Regions from separate parts of the Homo sapiens genome. Here region 2 is linked to region 1. Evidence: read pairs that join two places in POLR2A ChIA-PET (ENCODE). Cell type or tissue: CD4-positive, alpha-beta T cell. All regions are shown on one strand. Each heading gives the region's core, and the rest is flanking DNA. Links, peaks and the distances in the headings are about the cores only.

Evidence for each region. Peaks named below come from ENCODE experiments on the same cell type or tissue, not always from the same donor. Only the 100,000 strongest peaks of a DNase experiment are listed, where the experiment ranks them.
Region 2: POLR2A ChIA-PET joins it to region 1 with 5 read pairs; 3 of 35 experiments call an interaction of 5 or more read pairs at or near these places.

What each region holds. Positions count from the first base shown.
Region 1 is chr4:89,387,037-89,391,439 of GRCh38, reverse strand. No RefSeq gene overlaps it. Among named protein-coding and RNA genes, the nearest start is that of GPRIN3, 81 kb to the right of the region's middle. In CD4-positive, alpha-beta T cell, for the core only: no CTCF peak of the experiment used is centred there; no DNase peak of the experiment used is centred there.
Region 2 is chr4:89,281,262-89,285,664 of GRCh38, reverse strand. The region is part of intron 1 of GPRIN3 (GPRIN family member 3); the gene reads left to right. Among named protein-coding and RNA genes, the nearest start is that of GPRIN3, 24 kb to the left of the region's middle. In CD4-positive, alpha-beta T cell, for the core only: no CTCF peak of the experiment used is centred there; DNase peaks (open chromatin) are centred at 604, 1,834 and 2,854; H3K4me3 peaks cover 1,618 bases; H3K27ac peaks cover 3,574 bases.

The DNA.
Region 1 (4,403 bases), core at 77-4,076:
AATACAGCACACTGATGGGTCTTGACTGTTTATCCAGTTTGCCAGTGTGTGTGTTTTAATTGGAGCATTTAGCCCATTTACATTTAAGGTTAATATTGTTATGTGTGAATTTGATCCTGTCATTATGATGTTAGCTGGTTATTTTGCTCATTAGTTGATACAGTTTCTTCCTAGCATCAATGGTTTTTACGATTTGGCATGTTTTTGCAGTGGCTGGTATTGATTGTTCCTTTCCATGTTTAGTGCTTCCTTCAGGAGCTCTTGTAGGGCAGGCCTGGTGGTGACAAAATCTCTCAGCATTTGCTTGTCTGTAAAGGATTTTATTTCTCCTTCACTTATGAAGCTTAGTTTGGCTGGATATGAAATTCTGGGTTGAAAATTCGTTTCTTTAAGAATCTTGAATATTGGCCCCCACTCTCTTCTGCCTTGTAGAGTTTCTGCCGATAGATCAGCTGCTAGTCTGATGGGCTTCCCTTTGCGGGTAACCGAACCTTTCTCTCTGGCTGCCCTTAACATTTTTTCCTTCATTTCAACTTTGGTGAATCTGACAATTATGTGTCCTGGAGTTGCTCTTCTTGAGGAGTATCTTTGTGGCATTCTCTGTATTTCCTGAATTTGAATGTTGGCCTGCCTTGCTAAGTTGGGGAATTTCTCCTGGATAATATCCTGCAGGGTGTTTTCCAACTTGGTTCCATTCTCCTCGTCACTTTCAGCTACACCAATCAGACATAGATTCGGTCTTTTCACATAGTCCCATATTTCTTGGAGGCTTTGTTTGTTTCCTTTTATTGTTTTTTCTCTAAACTTCTCTTATCCCTTCATTTCATTCATTTGATCTTCAATCACTGATACCCTTTCTTCCAGTTGATCGAATTGGCTACTGAAGCTTGTGCATTCGTCACGTAGTTCTCGTGCCATGGTTTTCAGCTCCATCAGGTCCTTTAAGGACTTCTCTGCGTTGGTTATTCTAGTTAGCCATTCGTCTAATGTTTTTTCAAGGTTTTTAACTTCTTTGCGATGGGTTCGAACTTCCTCCTTTAGCTCGGAGAAGTTTGATCATCTGAAGCCTTCTTCTCTCAACTCGCCAAAGTCATTCTCCGTCCAGCTTTGTTCCATTGCTGGTGAGGAGCTGTGTTCCTTTGGAGGAGGAGAGGTGCTCTGATTTTTAGAATTTTCAGTTTTTCTGTTCTGTTTTTTCCCCATCTTTGTGGTTTTATCTACCTTTGGTCTTTGATGATGGTGACGTACATATGGGGTTTTGGTGTGGATGTCCTTTCTGTTTGTTATCTCCACAGCACTTCTAAGACACTTAGCACCATTCCAAGCCTAAGAAGTGTTAAGATTGTTACCTTATACGACTTTATGTCTGTGTTTCATATTGCTTTCAATTGACCAAAATTGTTAAGTTAAAATCTATGAACATGCAAATAGTCTTGCTTTTTGTCACCATCTTCTGTCTGTATTTGCCAATATTTAAAGAAACAATGTCTTATAATAACACTCTCTTTTTTGAAAAACAGCCTTCCATGTAATTCTCTTTTTTCTCTAAGAAGTGTTGGCAGCACAACCTTTTTGTTCTGCAATATTTGGTTCTTTATGCCATCATCAGGAAATAATCAACATTTTCCGGTTTTCAGGAAAGAGAAAATAATCCATGGAGAGTCCATAGAGTGTCATGATCTTTGGGATCTTTTCTTATTCTGACTCATGAAACCCTCACTTAGAACCCAAGTAGCTCGATCTCAGTCACCAAGTATTAATAGGTATGTCATAGACTAAGAGAGACAGCAGCCCTTCAGAAGGAATCACAAATGCCAACAAGCTAGCATGAGAGTGAACAGGGAACAGAAAAGGGGATAGAGGGAGGAGGACTGAGCACAGCTGAAGTCTAATAGAGCGGAATCATTACCAAAGGAGAGGCCAGGATACCATCATGTAATACAAAGAACTTAGAACAAGGGCTTACTATGTGCTGCATGCTTGTATTAACATTTTTAATTTTCACAGTAGCCCCATGAGCTAGGTGTTCTAGTGAGCCTCATTTTATAGATGAAGAAAATAAATCGCAAAAAGATTTAATAAATTGCCCAAGGTTACACAACTAGCAATGGGTGGAGCTGGGATTCAAACCTATGGGGCTTCTGGAATCAAGACACTAGACTGTACCACTTCTTCCTAGAAGAATGTAGTCTCCAGGATTTACATGATGAACAGGCTGGAACAAGGGACTAAGCTGGATAGAGGAGTTCTTGGGGCAAAGTGTCAGGAGCATGTCTATCTCTCCTCCTGCATATGGTTTGTCTTAAAGTGACTCTATTCACCAACCATTAACTGATAAAAGCAACACCAATTAACTGATTCTGCCCTGATCCACTTTTTTAGAGTATCAAACAATAACCAGGACAATGTACCTCTTACTTCTCAATAGGGCATATTTGTAAGCCAGTGACATTTCTTAATAATAGACATGATGATATTAATAATATTGAGCACTTTCATGTGCCAAGAGCTGTGATTCAATTGCACAAAATAGGCTTATTTCTGAGTAACAACTTTGTGTATGTATACTTGATGTACGTGTGTGTGTGCATGCGCACGCATCTTTAATTGATATGGGTTTATTTTCAGAGTTAATTAAAATAGTTCTTCCTTATGGCCAGCAGAAAACTACTGCCAGCACAGAATACACATGAAAGCTAATATATGTAAAATCATAAAATTTCAGCACTACATCATAGGTTTATAAATTTCCCAGAGATGATGCAATTATACTCTTTTATAAGAAGTATGGTTTCTAAACTAGAATTCAAAAAATTTGGCTCTGTAATACAGCATTCTTATTCTACTGGATGGTAGAAATGTAGCCAGAAAAGAAAGAATATTTTATATTTTATAAATTGACAGAAATGAATTTTTGGCAGGTTGAGTCTACAAAGGTTTTAAACGAAATGATATACTTACAAGTCAAAGTGCTACTGTCCTTGTTGGAGTTAGCAGATGGTGACAGGCTCCAGCCTCCCTACCTTTCATTGTCATTTCCTTTTAAGTCCTCTGTTCTCCATCAAGTCATTGCCTGTCAAATGTGCTGCCACATTTTTCCTTTCTTACGCTGAGGCCACCAATGATTGATTGAAGGTTACTAGTGTCTCTACAGCTGCCATTGTCTCCACATTGTTGCTGAAAAGTCCGAGGAAATGACTCTGTATCACTACCTCTTTTACCTGGGCCTCAAGAGTGTTGCCTTGTGTTTTCATTGTCTCAGAGACTTGAAGGAAATCATTGTCTTGTCATGTTGTTCCCACTGGCTTCCGTGTCAGGGCTCAGACACATAGTGCAAATCCCTGGGATTAGTATTGGAAAATTACAAGATGTGTGTGCCATAAAGGGCAAGAACAAAGGACCATGTGGGCCACACACACTCGTAATTACCCCACTGTTTCCACACCAGCCATGGCCTTGAATCTTTCGTGAATTCAACATCTTTCTCAATGGAAGTTCCTTTCTAGGGTGTTTCTCAGACTCGCAGAATAGACTCTGGAAGGTCTGTCCCTCTAGACACTAAATATATACCTACACATGTCTAAATTCTAAAATGAACCTAGCAGAGGTGGAAACAAAAATATGCCACTTACCTACATTTAATCACAAAGCATTTTGCTACAGCTGTTATGTTTTTGACTAGTTCAAAGAATCATGGAAACTTACACACCGGAAAGAAAAAAGTACATGCTTGACATTGTCTTTTCCAACTAAGGCTAAGAAAGATTAAATGTCTACATTGTCTTACGGCTTTTTCTGCAATTCAGAGATTCATCTAAAGAGTTAGAATAAACATACAATTTTGTAAATCACGATATTAATTAAAGATAGCTAAATTCTTTGGAGTACCTCTAAACATATTTCTGATGGTCTGTGACACCTGGACATGAAGAACTACAGCTTTCTTTCAAGTGAAATTTTAATCACCATTGATAAGTCAAAGGATTCATTTTACCATGGAATCTGCAACATTTCCTTATTCTCAATTGTTGGTCCTTCTTATTCCTTCTTAAAGACTCTGCTCTGACCCCTTGGGTTTCTTCCTATATACTGTCTCCTTCAGTGAAATCACCTACTTTTGTGGCTTCTGTTGCCACCAGTCTTCAGATGATCATCAAATCTACATTTCTAACTCTCTTTTCCACTGCTGCCTCATTTTGGTCTCTAAGACATCACTTTTCTGTCCTGTCATCACTCAACCTAAACCAAGCCAAACTTATCTCTCAGGTTTAATAACCAGATTTCCCAATTCTCCTGACTGTGTCCTTAACATCATCATGATCTCAGACTACTATGTTAGGCATCTGGGTGAATGTTCGTTTTTTCACTTTATTTTTTTCTCTCTTCTTCAACTGGTAGTAAAT
Region 2 (4,403 bases), core at 300-4,299, 110 kb after region 1:
TAAAAAGAAGTGAATTGGGTGACAGAACAGGAAGTTGAGATATTTGTGATGCAGCCTGAGGTGTCCAACACATTTTCAGAATTAAAATGTCATGTTATAAAGCATGATCTTTTGGTTATTCTATGATTGTGGAGTAGATGGGGTTGTAACCACCTGGGGGTTCTTCCTGCCCACTGCACAAATAAAGACCATGGCATTGCAGTAAAGAAAAAGTTTAATTGATGCGAGGCTGGCCATGCCACATGGTAGACAAAGTTATTACTCAAATCAATCTCATAAAGGCTCATATGTTTAGGGATTTTTCTTTTTTTTTAATTATTATACTTTAAGTTCTAGGGTACATGTGCACAACATGCAGGTTTGTTACCTAGGTATACATGTGCCATGTTGGTTTGCTGCACCCATCATTTACATTAGGTATTTCTCCTAATGTTGTCCCTCCCCCGCCCCCTGACCCCCCAACCGACCCCGCCCTGTGTAGGGTAGGGATTTTTCAAAGGCAGTTTGGGGGAAGGGGTGAGAGTGGCTAGGTGCTTGCTGCTGATTGGTTGGGGTGGAGATGAAATCATAGGGAGTCAAAGCTGTCTGTCCCCTTGAGCTGAGTCACTCCTCTGTGGGGCCACAGGAGCAGTTTGGCAGGACCAAGTGGAGCCAGCAGTGTCAGACATGCAAAAGGCCTGAAAAGATATCTCAAAAGGCCAGTCTACATTGGTGATGTTATTGCAGTAGTAATTGGGGAAGTTGCATATCTTGTGACCAGCCTATTAGCAGAATTCAGGCTCCTCTCCTTCCCCTAGCCTGATGGTCTCATTCTCATTTAAACTATAATCTAAATGTCTTCCAAAGTTAGCTAGGCCTAGGCCTAAGTCCAAGAATAATTAAGGCAGCTTGAAAGCTAAAGGCAAGGAATGGGGAGTTGGGTTGGCTAGATCAGATCTCCCCCACTGCCATAATATTCTCACTGATATAATTTTTGCAAAGGCGATTTCAGGGTGAGAAAAGGGAGCTAGGGAAGGAGCAGTGGACTTGGAAGGTAGACCTGGTGGTGAGTTCCTGTTAGTAAGAAAGCCCAAGTAATTCTACTACCATAATCACTAATATTATTGCTGTTACTACTAGCTAACCTGTGTGCAAAACTCTCTTCTAAGAATGCACAACAATCCTAGAGGAAGGTGTTATTTTCATTCCTGGGTGGCAAGTGTTACAAACCTTAGGCACTGGGGAGTCAACTAATTTGCCTGAGGCCACACAGCTTGTAAGTGGCCAACCAGATGTGAACCTGAATAATCTGATCCTAGAGGCATTGTTAACCACTGTGCCTCTCACACAGTGAAATGTTTCCAGAAGGTAAGGGACAGTAATTCTGAATGGCTGGCAGTCCTCCAGCATGTGGTCTTCAGCCTCCTGTCTCTGTTCATGCCGTTCATTTGCTTTAGTGGCCTCTTCCACCCACCCATTCCTTCACCTGGCTGACTCCCCATCCTTCAGGGCATTCTGCCCAGCACACCTTTCCAGAATCCTGCTGAGGCCCTTACCTCACCAGCTTGTGGTGGGTACCCTGTGATACCATCTGTCATAGCGTTTACCTCAACACAGTTGCTTTTCTGCCTTGTCTTAAAACCTTGGATCCTTCCATTCTTTCATCCTTCGCATTCAATCAGAGGGCACAGCTGATTTGACCTCTTCAGTATTTCTAGGTCCATCCTTCCCTCAGTTCCTGCTGCCAGTGCCCTACTTCTCACAGTTTCACTTACAAAGCCCCCCGCAGTTTTACTTTGTCACACCCTTTAGCCCTATATCTTGCATCCGGAGCTGCAGCCATGCCAACTAAATATTGTTCCAGCCCCACCCCACCCTCAACCACTTCCCCAGTAGGCTGCCTGTATATCTATTCATGCTTGTCCATATGCACCTGAAATGCCCTTTCCTCCCCACTGGTGAAGTCCTGCTTAGTTTTCAAGGCAGCATTGCTGTTGCTTACACTCAGAGGCCTTGGGTGGGCCTTCTCTTAGATATGCCAGCATTGTGCACTCATAACACCCTATGCCGAGCTCTACCAAAGGGCTCACCATTATACCGTAGTCCAGTCTCCCTTTATGTTTCTGCCTCCCCCACTAGATATGAACTTCCTGAAGGTGAGGACTGGCAGATTCCACCCACCTTGTGTGTACCATGATCTGTGTGATTACTTACTATGTTCCTGGTATTTTTTTCCTTCCCTGTTTTGCAGCAGATCTCCACTGGTTCCCCGGAAGCTTTCCCTGATTGCAAAAGTTGGAATGAGTCATTCTTTTCTTGTGTTACCATTGAAATCTGTAGCAATGAAATCACCTTTCTGCCCAGTGGATGTGAGCTTCTGAAGGCAGGAATTGAGCCTTTGTGGCTCTCTAGAACCCACCACAGGCCTGGCACATTGTGTATGTTAAACAATTTGGGATAGCCTAAAAAGTAATGTTTAATGTTTGTGCTACATAGGCCTATTGTTCAGCTGCATGAATTGAGTGAATAAGAAAAATAATTACTCTGAAGGCCTGTCTTTACTTCCTCTCATAGCCCTCAATGAAGCAAGGGATTTTACAAACAAAACACTAAAGGCCTTGGCTATCTTTGTTAATATTAATAACAATCGGTCTTTTTAGGCCTGAACGTATGTGCATAGTGTTCTTATCACTTTCAGAAAAACATTCCTCCATTACCATCTGAGGGTAACATAATCGCATGTGTGGCAAGTCATCAAATTAGTGAATTCTTAAAAGTCCAAGTTATTATATCTTTATTAGGCAGATTTCCACAGATTTGTGAGGTCTTCGATGTAGACTCTGAGACTGTGATTCATAGTTCCCATGACAGCAAAGTGGGGATAGCTCTCTGAGCCACCTCGGGCCACGAAGAGGTAGTTTTTAGTGGGTAAAAATCCCATACTTCTGACAAGTGATTTGTCAGATTAATATTCTACACCAGGGTTGTCCAGTCTTTTGGCTTCCCTGGGTCACGCTGGAATAATTGTCTTGGGCAACACATAAAACACACTAACAATAGCTGATCAGCTAAAAAAAAAAAAAAAAAAAAATTGCAAAAAAATCACATATGTTTTAAGAAAGTTTACAGATTTGTGTTGGGCTATGTTCAAAGCTGTCCTGGACTGCATAAGGACAAGCTTGTTCTACACACTTTGGATCCTTCCTTTCCTAATGAGGCTTATAAATCTGTGAGTTTATCCCAATAATAGATGCACACCACTGAAGCAGGTGAGAGATTACAACCCCTTGAGGGTCAAGGTAACAAGGCATGTTGGAAACATTCCTGACTCCCAGTATCTTATTGTTTACAAAGGATATTTCTATTATTTAGATACTCATATGACATTGATTTTTGTTATAAACTACTATTCAAAACAGTAAAATAAATTCAAAGCAAATAATTCATGATTTGAGATAGGATGGACATAATTCTCATCATTGCTAGTGAATATAGTTAACTTCAGTAATAGAAATGGCTATTCTTTTATGTTACAGTAATTTTGTTGGCAATGCATTATACACGAAATAAAAATCACATTTCTTTAGAGGCATGTTAGCATTCACCAAACAATAACTGTACTTCTTTTTCTTCTTGCCAGCACCATGCAGGATACTGAGACTACCAGGCACCCACTCACTCTCTACAGTACTCTTACTAAAGAGACCAAAAAAAAAAAAAAAAGATGACTGCATAGCAATGCATTATAATAAAGACTTTAGAATGCAATGAGACAACAGAGGAAAGACTTGTAATTAAGGGGGAATGGTTTAGGGATGGGAAAGTGCAAGGAAGGCTTCCCATAGAAGAAAATGCTGAGTTGTGTTGAGATTATTAGCAATGCAAGAAAGAGTAGAGAGGGTATTTTAGTTTCCTAGAGTGGCCATAACAAAATACCACAAACTGGGTGGCTTAAAACAACAGAAATGTGTTCTGTCCTTGTTCTGTGGGCTAATCATCTGAGAACAAGGTGTCAGCAGGGTTAGTTCCTTCCAGTGGCTCTAAGGGATAAGTTGTTCCATGTCTGATATAGATTGGATCTGTGTCCCCGCCTAAATCTCATGTTGAAATGTAATCCCCAGTGTTGGAGGTGGGGTCTGGTGGGAGGTGATTGGATCATGGGGCAGATTTCTCATGCATGGTTTAGTACCATCCTCTTAGTGCTGTCTTCACGACAGTGAGTGACTTCTCTGTGAGAAGTGAGATCTGTTTAAAACTATGTGGCAGCTGGGTGCGGTGGCTCACACCTGTAATCCCAGCACTTTGGGGAGCCGAGGTGGGCAGATCACGAGGTCACGAGTTCGAGACCAGCCTGGCCAACATGGCGAAACCCCGTCTCTACTAAAAATACAAAAATTAGCCAGGTGTGGTGGCGGGTGCCTGTA